2 separate regions of the Homo sapiens genome follow, and region 1 is linked to region 2. Evidence: chromatin contacts called from ENCODE Hi-C or POLR2A ChIA-PET data. All regions are on one chromosome and are shown on one strand. The core of a region is the stretch at or near the end of the contact, and the rest is flanking DNA. Distances in the headings are between cores, read along the strand shown. Region 1 overlaps VGLL4 (vestigial like family member 4). Region 2 overlaps ATG7 (autophagy related 7).

The links. Hi-C counts contacts between places; a loop is a spot of excess contacts on that map. ChIA-PET counts read pairs that join two places held with the same protein, here RNA polymerase II (POLR2A). Pooled maps may share reads with other maps.
Region 1: a loop to region 2 is called in a pooled map, with 4 times the contacts of the local background. The contact joins two enhancer-like sites. A Hi-C loop is called at or near these places in 4 of 50 pooled maps. POLR2A ChIA-PET finds 5 or more read pairs at or near these places in 12 of 52 experiments (A673, AG04449, BJ and 8 more).

What each region holds. Positions count from the first base shown.
Region 1 is chr3:11,623,208-11,629,421 of GRCh38, reverse strand. The region is part of intron 1 of VGLL4 (vestigial like family member 4); the gene reads left to right. Among named protein-coding and RNA genes, the nearest start is that of VGLL4, 18 kb to the left of the region's middle. RefSeq lists an enhancer at 4,917-4,966. Within about 2 kb of position 4,526, at least 4 of the 41 ENCODE cell types and tissues checked have a DNase peak (open chromatin) inside an H3K27ac peak, as active enhancers do.
Region 2 is chr3:11,545,702-11,552,056 of GRCh38, reverse strand. The region is part of intron 20 of ATG7 (autophagy related 7); the gene reads right to left. Among named protein-coding and RNA genes, the nearest start is that of VGLL4, 95 kb to the left of the region's middle. RefSeq lists enhancers at 4,703-5,202, 5,203-5,704. Within about 2 kb of position 3,281, at least 7 of the 41 ENCODE cell types and tissues checked have a DNase peak (open chromatin) inside an H3K27ac peak, as active enhancers do.

The DNA of each region.
Region 1 (6,214 bases), core at 3,277-5,776, 76 kb before region 2:
GAAATTTTACCTGGAAGATCTTATAGGCAGGAATTGGACCTTAACCTTTTTTTTTTTTCAATCTACATGTTTTGGGAAGAATATTTCTTCTTATTGTCTGCTTTTATTTTTGAATACCAAAGAAATATAGAGAATTGTAGAATCTTTTAAAAACACAGGCATGTATAAAGAATAGGAAAAGATTGGCTACACCCCAGAAACAACCATATTGCACTATTGATTTCAGTCTTTTCTCCTGAGTGTATATAATTTAACACAACCAAAATCATAGTGTGTTTAAAATTTTATATTCTGAATTTTATTTCATTCAGTATTGTGAAAATTGGCTTTGGTTTTGAAATTCTACAAAAAATCATTAATGTCTACTTATTTTTCCTATAGCTATGGCATCATTTATGCAAACACCTCTCTGTAGTTGGTCATTAAGGATATTTCCTATATTTGAAAGGTCTTAATAGATTATGGAAGTGCCTATTTTACTGCATGCTAATCAGCATGCTTTCCCCAAAATCTTTGGCAATTGTTTGGTCCAAAGTAGTATCTCATATTTAAATTTAAAGTTATTAGCAGTGAGATTGATTTTTTTGTTTTTGTTTTTGTTTGAGACAGAGTCTCGCTCTGTCACTCAGGCTGGAGTGAAGTGGTGCGATCTCTGCTCACTGCAAGCTCTGCCTCCCGTGTTCACACCATTCTTCTGCCTCAGCCTCCAGAATAGCTGGGATTACAGGCGCCCGCCACCACGCCCGGCTAAATGTTTGTATTTTTAGTAGAGACGGGGTTTCACCGTGTTAGCTAGGATGGTCTCAATCTCCTGACCTCGTGATCCGCCCGCCTTGGCCTCCCAAAGTGCTGGGATTACAGGCGTGAGCCACCGCGCCCGGCCGAGATTGATTAATTTTTAAATGCTTATTAATTTTTCATATTTGGGAAAACATTTAAACTTTTTTTGATAAATTTTATTTTTTAGTCAACACATTGTATCTATTTTTAGGGTACAATTCGATGTTTCTTTTCTTTTTTTTTTTTGTTTTTTGAGACGGAGTTTCACTCTTGTTGCCCAGGCTGGCTTGCAATGGCACGATCTCGGTTTACCGCAACCTCTGCCTCCCGGGTTCAAGCCATTCTCCTGCTTCAGCCTCCCAAGTAGCTGGAATCACAGGCATGCACCACCATGCTTGGCTAATTTTGTATTTTTAGTAGAGATGGGGTTTCTCCATGTTGGTCAGGCTGGTCTCGAATTCCCGAACTCAGGTGATCTGCCCACCTTGGCCTCCCAAAGTGCTGGGATTATAGGCATGAGCCACCATGCTGGGCCAATTTGATGTTTTAATACATATTTATGTTGTATAATGATCCAGTCAGTGTAGTTCTTGTATTCATTACCTTATCATTTATTTGTTGTGAGGGCCTTCAGAAGCCTCTCATGTAGCTATTTTAGAATATGCAATCTTTTACTGTTAACCATAGTAATCCTCCTATGCACTAGAGCAGCAGAATTTATTCCTCCTATCTAAAGTAACTTTTGTACTTTAACCTTTTAAAATGTCAGTGCCTAGCAAGATGCTTTGTCCTCTTTCAATGTGTGATATGTTTATATCATCCTCTTTTGAATTTCTGTTGAGTTTATAGTCTGTAATATACATTTGGCAGTTATATCACTTTGTATTTTATTGTCTTTAATGTAAATGTGACTGATGAAAAGCAAACAAATGTAACAACCTACACATCTAAATAAGTAATAGTTACCTTGGAAAATTACACATTTAACGTAATACTGCGATGATCTTATTCTCAGAACATTGATTTTTTTTTTTTTTTTTTTTTTTGAGATGAAGTTTCACTCTTGTCACTCAGGCTGGAGTGCAATGGCACGATCTTGGCTCACTGGAACCTCTGCCTCCTGGGTTCAAGCGATTCACTTCCCTCAGCCTCCTGGGTAGCTGGGATTACAGGCGCCTGCCACCACGCCCGGCTAACCCACGCCCAGCTAATTTTTCTTTTTTTTTAGTAGAGACGGGGTTTCACCATGTTGGCCAGGCTGGTCTCGAACTCCTGACCTTAGATGATCCAACTGCCTCGGCCTCCCAAAGTGCTGGGATTACAGATGTGAGCCACTGCGCCTGGACACATTGATGGTTTTCTCACCAGTGGCCAGTAATTTAAAAACCGACAGAGAGAGAGAGAGAGAGAGTGTGTGTGTGTGTGTGTGTGTGTGTGTGTATAAAACAAACACAGTGCTTACTCCTTGCCATACTTATACATAAGTATGCCTATAAAGTGAAGAGCTAGTTTTTTCTCTGTCATTCTGAAGCCAGTTCCACAAGTGGAGTTTGCAAGTGTCTTTTAATCAGTGGCAATTTTATTTGGAATAGGGTCAAGTCATTCTAGTATGACTACATTTAAGTGATAACACTCGTTTGCATGTTTGCCAAAAAATAATCCAGTTTCACTGCCCCCCACCCCCACCCCCAGCCACCCTATCTAAAATATGAATTCCTTGAGGGCAAGACATCTACCATCTCTTGTGCATCCCTTCCACCATTAGCACTTCTCTGTATTGTGCACATGATTTGAGATCCTAGAGCTCTTTAGAGGGCTGAGACACTTTTGGTTATCATGCTAGGAAGACTGGCTTTGCCTTCCTAGTGCTTGTCTTCCTTTGTTGAGCTTTGCAAACCCATTTATATCACATGGAGTAACGGGCTGTTTGGGAAGTTTCAGCCAACTGTTCTTTACTTCATTTTATGGATGATGTGATACCCATTTTGTCTGTAAGTGGCTTTCTGTAGAATGAATGCCCCATTCTCATTGAAGAGGTGGGATAACCATAGCTCTTAGCCACCACAATGTGTTTAGAGCACTGTTCAGGGAATAGTCATGGTACCTTCAAATATTACTGCCTTTCAAGGTAATGAAATCTCCAGCTCTGCCAGATCTTTTGTGTCATGAGAAAAAACCAAAACAACTTAGTTCCTGCCCATCCAGGGCTTATCTTTGAAGTAATAAGAGGAGAATGAAAGACTTGAAGAAAAGAGTGGCACTTGGATACATTTCCACCCACACAGGTACTTGTTTTGTTTTGACTTTGTGTGGTCTGTTTGTGTGCTTGCAGTGTATTTTTTTGGAAAGGTTGTGTCTTTGAGTTCAAAAGAATTTCCTTTCCGTATTTGATTCAGCTTCCGTATTTGGTTACCACTGCAGTTGTGACAGTTGCTTGACTAATTTTTGCAATGCCCAGGGCTCATTGAGATTCTTGGAAAGGTGAAAAGCCACCATATTTACTCTCTCCAGTGCTGGCTCTCTTTCTGCTATAGCTTTTAAAAGATGATAGTTTCTTTAAGTTAAGATTTTTAACAGCTTTGCTGAGATATAATTCGTACACCATGCCATTCATTCGTTTAAATTATACAATTTAATGGTATTTAATATATTCACAGAGTTGTACAGTTATCACTGGGATCAAAGTTTAGAACATTTTCATCACTCCCGGAAGAAACCTTGACCCGTTTCACTCTCCATTCCCCCGTCCTGCTGGTCCCTGGCAGCCACAGATCTACTTTCTGTCTATATAGATCTGCTTATTCTGGGCATTTCATATAAATGGAATAATACAATATTTGGTCTTTTGTTACTTCATTCCTTTTTATTGCTGAGTAGTAGTTCCTTGTATGGCTGTACCACATTTTATTTACAAAAAAAAAAAATGTTTTTAAAGAAGCAATACTAGCTCCTGGATAAAGGTTGGGTTGAGCAGTTACACAGACTACAATGCTGCCTTCACTAATCTTTAGCTGTGAAAAAGGAAGAGAAAAACATGCCATTTTGTTTGCTGATTTGCACTTGAACCCCAGCAAAATGTCATGGTCCTAACCCTCTGGTGTAACCTGTCTGGAGCAATAGCATGGTTTATTTTTAGAATCTGAGTGACATTTTCTGTTTGGTAATCTGTCTAATTTCAGATGGAGCTATAGATATGGATATAGATAAAATTTGGCATTTTCAAACTTGTACTTTCAAAGACCTTAGAACCAAATGTCATTCAGCTGAAACCATAATGTATTATAAACTACGTCTTCTAGAGTTTTGTTGTCATAGAGGCAAATGAGATGCCAAATGCTAGCAATCCTATTTAGGAGGCCTACTATTAGGATTTAAAAGAAGTGGACTGCCAGAGATGAATTATGTGACACAGATGCTAACATCTAGTTATTATGAGTGATCCATTCTGTCATGAGGTAGCACTTGAAAAACAACCTGGGACAAAAGAACAGGCCTCTGGCACTACTGAATTTTTGGAGAGAGAAACCTTTAGAAGTTAGCATGTGGTTCTTTCTGGACATGTTCATTGCCTTAGTTCTTCTTTTGCAAATATTTTGTAAATATTCATGAAGTGAAATGAGATGTTTGAGAAGGCAGATCTGCAGATCCCCTAAAGAGCATTGTCAGTTATGCTGGGCTGTTCCTACCCTATCCCTCTGTTTACCTGCGGCGGCCTCTCAGAGCGTGATCGTGGTGGCTTTGTGGTGGTTTTAAATGTAATCGTGAGAAGCTAGCTGAGAGAATGCTAGCAGTGTTCCTTCGGATCAAGTTGAGACTAGCTGGTACAGTTAAGCCTAAGTTTCTTTTTGTTTCTTTCCTTGCCCCTCTCATTTTTCTAGACTTTGAGAAATTTACAGTTTGGTAGTTAAGGACTATGTTTGCAAGCCTAATTCAAAGCTTTTGGGGAATGAGTTGTTTTGTTGTGCAAAAGACAAATAGGAAGTATATGACTGTATGCCTTATAGGAATAGAAGGCAGCAGATAGTATAGCTATTTTCCATATGGGGAAACTGAGGCATGGGAGGGTTACTTAATGAAGTCCCTGATCTCTCAAGAGGCAAACATTAAAAAAAAAATTAGAGAAAGACGTCATTATTTGAAAATAGAGGTGAGCCCTCCTAAAGCTGGTCTTGAGCTGTTTCACGTGTTAGTGCTGGCAGGAGGTAACCAGGACGGCCTAAATCTTGCTTTCTGAAACTCGTTCATCAGGCATTTCCTGAGTGGATGTGAGTACTGAGATACATCATCAGTTCTCCCATGTGCCACGTCACTGCTGACACGTCCTTAGAAATGTCTGATGTGGTGTTGGCTGATCTTGGTATTGATCAGTTGTGAAAGTGGAAGAGGCATGAGAAGAGACACCTCTTGGGGCACGCTAAAATGACATATCGTGGGGGTCCCTGGACAACTTTTTATTAGGACTGGAGCCAGACCTAGGAATATGTGTTTTAAATAAGTCTTTTAGGTGATTCTGACGTAGGTCATCCAGGAACTCACTTTGGAAAGCATTGTACTAGACATGAAATAGGAGTGGCTGGATGAAAAACAATAAGGAAAATTTGCCCCGGTGCTGTGGCTCATGCCTGTAATCCCAGCACTTTGGGAGACAGAGGTGGGAGGATCACTTGAGCCCAGGAGTTCGAGACCAGCCTGGGCAACATGGTAAAACCCCATCTCTACAAAAAATACAAAAAATTAACCAAGCGTGGTGGAGGGCACTTGTAGTCCCAGCTGCTCGGGAGGTTGAGGTGGGAGGATCACTTGAGCCTGGGAGGTTGAGGCTGCAATGAATTATGATGGCACCACTGCACTCCAACCTAGGTGACAGAGATCCTGACTCAAAAAAAAAAAAAGAAAATTTTCACAGATTGGTGAAATTAAACTGAGAACCACTTTTGCTTTACATATGAGCTCAGCAGAGCCTTTAAATCACGATCAGGTTTAATTTACTATCTAATTTTCAGAAATACATTTGTCACCTGCAGACAGTTAGACCTAGACAGTTGTAGAAATTTTCAGCATTCCCAACTTACAGAAAACCCTGACAGAAAGAATACACAGCTGACCCTTGAACAATACCATCTGAACTTCGAGGGTCCACTTCGACTCAGGATTTTTTTTCAACCAATTGCAGACAGAAAATATTGCAGGATGTGAAACCCATGTGTGTAGAGGCCCAGCTTCTCCTATAAGCGGGCTCTGCAGAGTGGACTTTGAGACTTGGGTATGTGTGGATTTTGCCATTGGTGGGATTCCTGGAACCAATCCCCTGAGTATATATACCAAAGGATGACTAATTTCTCTTTAGTATACAACACCTAATTTTCACTCTGCTGAAAATAAAATCCTTTGCTGCTTCTGTTCCATGGGCTCTTCCTTCTGTTCCTTCCAGCCA
Region 2 (6,355 bases), core at 2,032-4,531:
ATGAAAGAGGCCGGGCGTGGTGGCGCACGCCTGTAATCCCAGCACTTCGGGAGGCCAAGGCGGGTGGATCACTTGAGGTCAGGAGTTCGAGACCAGCCTGGCCAACATGGTGAAACCCCGTCTCTACTAAAAATCCAAAAATTAGCCAGGCGTGGTGGTGGGCACCTGTAGTCCCAGCTACTTGGGAGGCTGAGGCAGGAGAATGGCTTGAACTCAGGAGGTAGAAGTTGTAGTGAGCTGAGATCGCACCACTATACTCCAGCCTGGGCGACAGGGTGAGACCCTGCCTCGAGAAAAAAAAAAGAAAAGAAAAGAACCCATTATATTGGCTGGGCACAGCGGCTCGTGCCTGTAATCCCAGCACTTTGGGAGGCTGAGGCGAGTGGACTGCTTGAGGCCAGGAGTTTGAGACCAGCCTGGACAATAGAGCAAGACCCTCTCTCTATAAAAATAAAAACTTTAAAAAAAATTATAAAAGCAGTGAAAAAGCTAAACACATGGGAATAAACCTAACATCGGATGTACAGAATCCATATGAAGCCTCTAAAACAGCTGCGACAGTCCTAGAAGAATCTCTCCTGGAAAGACGTAAACTGGAGTAGATAGAGCCACACCCCTTGTTTCTGCATAGGACGATTCAACATCCATAAAGATGTCAGCTTTCTCAAAGTGAATACATTAACAAAGTCTCAATTTTCAAAGTTAACAAATGTTTTCTGGAGCCGGGCGAGCTGGTTCTAGGCTATGTGGAAAAACAGGAAGCAGACACACCCAGGAAACCCTCCGAACAGAAGAGCGGTGAGAAGCCCCCACCATGGGCCGAGGGAGACGCCATGAAACCCCCGAGGAGGAGAGGGTGCGTCAGCACGGAACACTCAGACGGCCCGCAGGACACGACGAGTACAGAAACGAGAAGACCATGTCCAAGAACATGTGGAAATCAAGGATTTTAATGATAATGGCCTGGGGAGTGCCATCTCGGCTCATTACGAAAAGATAGACTTTTTAAAAAACTGATATGAAGAGAAGTAGAGAGTCACTTGGAAAAAGATAAAATTGATTCCATGCCTTACCCCGCATGTTAGAATCAACTCCAAATGGGATAAAAATCCAAACGTTAGAGAAAATGAAACCATAAGAATACTAGATACAAACACGGGTAAGCTCATTATAGCCTGGGAGTAGGGAAGGCCTATGATCCCAAATCCATAAGCAATAAAAAAATGGATACACTGGACTCTGCAAAAACACATGCATGCAATATGCACGGGAAAACAGTCAAAAAGGCAAACTGAGAGAAAACATAACAACATACCATAAAGGGCTCATCTCGGTAATAGACAAAGAGCTCTTAGAAATCAAGAAGAGAGGCCAGGCATGCCTATAATCCCAGCACTTTGGGAGGCTGAGGCGGGAGGATCACTTGAGCCCAGGAGTTCAAGACCAGCCTGGGCAACATAAGGAGACCCTTTCTCTACAATAATTTTTTAAAAATGAGCCAGGCATAGTGGCATGTGTCTGTAGTCCCAGCAACTCAGGAGATAGGAGGATGGTGTGAGCTTGGGAGGTAGAGGCCGCAGTGAGCTGTGACTGCACCACTGCACTCCAGCCTGGGCAACAGAGAGTGAGACCCTGTCTCAAAGAAATAAATAAAATTCAAGAAGAGAAAGACCAATAGACCAAATTTTTAAAAAGTGGACAAAGACACGGCCAGTTCTCAGAAAAAATAAGCAAATGGCCCTTAAACAGAAAAAAAAAGATGCACAGCCCTACTCATAATAAAGGAAATGCAAAGGTTTCTTAAGACACAAAAAGTACTAACCAGAAAAAAAAATGGGTTTGCATTTCACAAGAATTAAAATTTCTGATCTTGGAAGGATACCACTGAGAAAATGAAAAGGCAAGTTGCAGACTAGGAGAAAATATCTCTATATTAAAAGAACTTGTATTTAGAAAATAAAGAGAACTCTTACAACTTAATAATAAAGAGACAAAAACTTGATTTTTGGGGAAAAGATTGGAAGAGAAACTTCACCAAAGAGGAAATATAATGGCAAATAAGAAAAGACGTGCAGTTTGCAGTCCTCAGGGAAATGCAAATCAAAACCATAAAGAGACAGTGCACCCCACCTCCTCGGAGAGCTGAAGCTAAAGGCCAGCGATGCCCGATGTCTGTGAGGATGTGGGGCAGGAAGGGCCCACACACTGCTCCTAGTGGGGATGGAAACTGGCAAAACCACTTTGGAGGAAGGTCTAGTGACTGTTTAAGTGTGCGCTCACCATGTGATCCAGCCATTCCACTCCTGTTTACTCCAAAGAAACGAAAACACATGTCCACAGAAAAACTTGAGCCAGAATGTCCGCAGCAGTCTTACTCAGAATAGGTACAAACTAGAAACCACACAAATGATCATCAACGGGAAAGCAGAGAAATTGTGGTGTATCCGTACAGTGGATACTCCTAAGCCATTAAACTACTGATGGGTGCGACAACACATATGAATCTCAGTGTCTTTATCCTGGGTCAAGGAAGCCCAACTGGAAGGGGTGGGGAATGGGGTCGAAGGGTACGAGGGGTACAAGGTGGCAGTTACGTAGTATGAATAGTCTGGAGGTCTGATATACAGCACAGGACTACTGTTAATCATGCTGGACTGTACACTGGAAATTTGCTAAGAGTAGATTTTAGGTGCTCTCACCACATGCTATGGGAGTTCACAGATGTGTTAATTTCCTTGACTGTAGTAACCATTTCACTATGTGATATAAAGATACCTTACACACTTTGAATATATACAGTTTTTAAGAAAACAACCCTAACACAGAAGACATCATACTTCATATTTCATTTATATGAAATCCTACAAGGGCAAAAACCCATCTGTGGTGACAGGAAGTAGATAATTTGTCACAACTCAACAAACTGGACACTTAAAGTGGGTGTATTTCATTGTATGTAAATCACACAATACAGCTGATTGAAAAAAAAAAAGCTGCACTGAGATAACGCTGGCAAGAACCTCACTGCTTCACAATATGTTCTGTTTGTGAGCCTGTGGTGGAACCACTCTCATACCTCCCTGGTGACACACAGAGCAGTCCAACCCCTGCAGAGGACAATCTGGCAACAGCCACGATTCCTACGGCTTAACTTTTGACCCGGCCGTCTCACTTTTAGGAGTCTGTCCTGAAGACACACCTCCACTATACGAAAGGATATTATCCCCTGCTGCATGATCTCTTACAGGAAAAGACTGGGAACAGGCCCAAGAGGCCCTCAGCGGGGAACCAGCTGACTAAACCATTTGATGCACATCCACACCTGGACTACTGTGGCCCTGAAACACAGTGAGTTCAATCGGCTGATACGGGGGCTCAGTTCCGGGATTTCTTTAGTGAAAGAAAAGAAGAAAGAAATGCAGAGTATCTGTAGCATACCACCTTTGTTTAAGAAAAAAAGGTTTTTAATTTTGCAAATATAAACACAGGAACGATAAAAGGAGAAATTAATTTAAATGCCTCCCTATAGAGGGCAGGTGGGGATGAAGGCGAGACTGCTCTGAGCATGCCTTTTAATTTTGAATCATATATCTTATATATTTTAAAGACTAAAAAAGGAAACCAAAAATACAAGCAACAACAAAATAAGTAAACTGGAGTTAGTCAAAATTTAAAATTTTTGTGCTTCCAAGGACACTATTAAGAAAGAGAAAAGATAGCCACAGAATGAGAGAAAATAATTGCACATCATGTATCTGATAAGAGACTTGTATCTAGAATATATAAAGACAGGAGTTTGAGACCAGCCTGGGCAACATAGTGAGACCCCATCTTTAAGAAATTAAAGAAAAAATACAAAGGCCATTTACAACGCAATAATAAAAAGAAAACACAATTTAAAAATGTGGCAAAAGTCCAAGCGTGGTGGCTCATGCCTGTAATTTCAGCACTTTGGGAGGCCAAGGTGGGAAGGTCACTTGAGCCCAGGAGTTCAAGACCAGCCTGGAAAACACAGGGAAATCCTGTCTCTATCAAAAAAATTTAAAAACTAGTTGGGTGTGGTGGTGCACACCTATAGTCCCAGCTACTCTGGAGGCTGAGGTGGGAGGATCCCTTGAGCCCAGGAGGTCAAGGCTACAGTGAGCCATGACCATGCCACTTACACTCCAGCAAGACCCTGTTTCAAAAACAAAACAAAACAAAAAAAGGGGCAAAGATGTTGGATAGACATTTCTCCAGAAAAAGACACAAATTGCTAAGAAGCACATGAAATGATACTCAAACATAATTAGTCATCAGGAAAATGTGAATCAAAACCATAAGCTACCACTTCACACCCACTAGGATGGCTGCAGTGAAAAAGCCAGATCATAGTAAGTGTTGACAAGGATGTGGACAAACTAGAACCTTCATACGTTGCTGCTGGAAATGTGAAATGGTTCAGCCACCTCATAAAAAACAGCTGGCAGTTTACCCCAAAAATTAAACACAGTTACCATATGGTACAACAATTCCAGTCCTAGGTAACTGCCCAAGAGAAATGACAACGTGTCCACATAAAAACTTGTACACAAACACAGTAGTATTCATAGGAAAGTATTCATAAAAGTTAAACGTGGAATTCATAATAGGAAACGAGTGGAAACAATCCAGTTTCCACCAACTGATGAATAAATGAAACGTGGTCTGTCCACACAGGGGAATGTCACTCAAACCCCTGCCTCCACTCTCTTCCCGGCAGCCCTGAGGACAATGGTGTCACATGTTTGCCCCCATTTTACAAAGTAGGGGACTGAAGCACAGAGAAAACAGCAGAACTTGTCAAGGAGACCAAGCTAGCAAGGGCGAAGGAAGAGGCCTTTTCCACTTTCTCTCACTACTTCCTGTTAAACATAATTCCCTCTAAAGACGATTAAGGACAGTCTCTGATTCTGCCCTCTGGGCCCCAGACACTCTTCCATTCACCGCCTGTCACGCAAATGCACAATAGGTGCCCAAGAGCAACAGCACACACCCACCAGCACCATGAATAAACCTGGGCAGCCGAAAGGACAGGCCAGCTCCTGACCTGGCTCCCAAGTCCCCACCTTGGTATGACCCAGTTCAGAAGGCAGAGCCCATGGCTTGGACAGTTAGGGAGAGGATGGCATCAGCCTGTGCTGCTCTCCGCTGGCAAGGGTGGGCTCAGCCCCTCTGGTCAGCCTGACCTGAGCACCTCAGCGCTCCCCACTGGCCGCTGCCCTGCAATGGAAGAGGGCAGGGATGGGCTGCCACTCTGCATTAGGGGAAGAGGGACCTTTCAATTGGGCCCATCACAAGGAATGAGGGAGAAGGCTCAGCCTGGACCACACACACCCAAAGGGCCTTGAGGTTTAACTCTCTCCAAAGGAGACAGACGAGTTTGAAAGGAGCCCTCATCATCCAATTTCAAACTTGGGTCCCATTTCTGGACCACACTGCCTGAAGCATGCCATGAACTAAGGTTCTTCTTTTATAAACACTGTAATTACCTTGGGAATGGCACAATTATATTTCTGTGTGTCCGTTAAAAGCGTTCATTTGTTAAATGTAAACATTTAAAATAAGGCTGGGCGCAGTGGCTCACGCCTGTAATCCCAACATTTTGGGAAGCCAAGTCAGGCGGATCACCTGAGGTCAGGAGTTCGAGACCAGCTTGGCCAACATGGCAAAACCCCCTCTCTACTAAAAATACAAAACTTAGCTGGGCATGGTGGCATGTGCTTGTAATCCCAGCTACTCGGGAGGCTGAGGCAGGAAAATTGCTTGAACCCGGAAGGAAGAGGTTGCAGTGAACCGAGATTACGCCACTGCACTCCAGCCTGGGTGACAGAGCAGGACTCCATCTCAAAAAAAAAAAAAAAAAAAAAAAAAAATCCAGTTTTGGCATTTCTTTACTTTTTGAGACAGGGCCTCACTCTGTCACCCAGGCTGGAGTGTGGTGCCATCTATAACTCACTGCAGCCTTGACCTCCCAGGCTCAAGCAATCCTCCTACCTCAGCCTCCTTAGTAGTTGGGACTACAGGCATATGCCACCACAACCAGCTAATTTTTTATATTTTGTGGAGATGGGGTCTCCCTATGTTGCCCAGGCTGGTCTTAAACTCCTAGGCTTAAGCAATCCTCTGGCTTGGCCTCCCAAAATGCCTCCGGGAAACAATGGGGGTATGGGGGTGCTAACCCCCACTTCTTCTGCAGGAGGCTGCTAGTTTGCTAGCCCTTACTGAGCACTGCCAGGGGGTGGCTACAGGGACTAGAGGAGAAAAAGGAGAGGGGACATCCAGAAGATGATTCCAAGGAAGAACCGCCAGGGGGGCTGACAACAGAGAGACACAC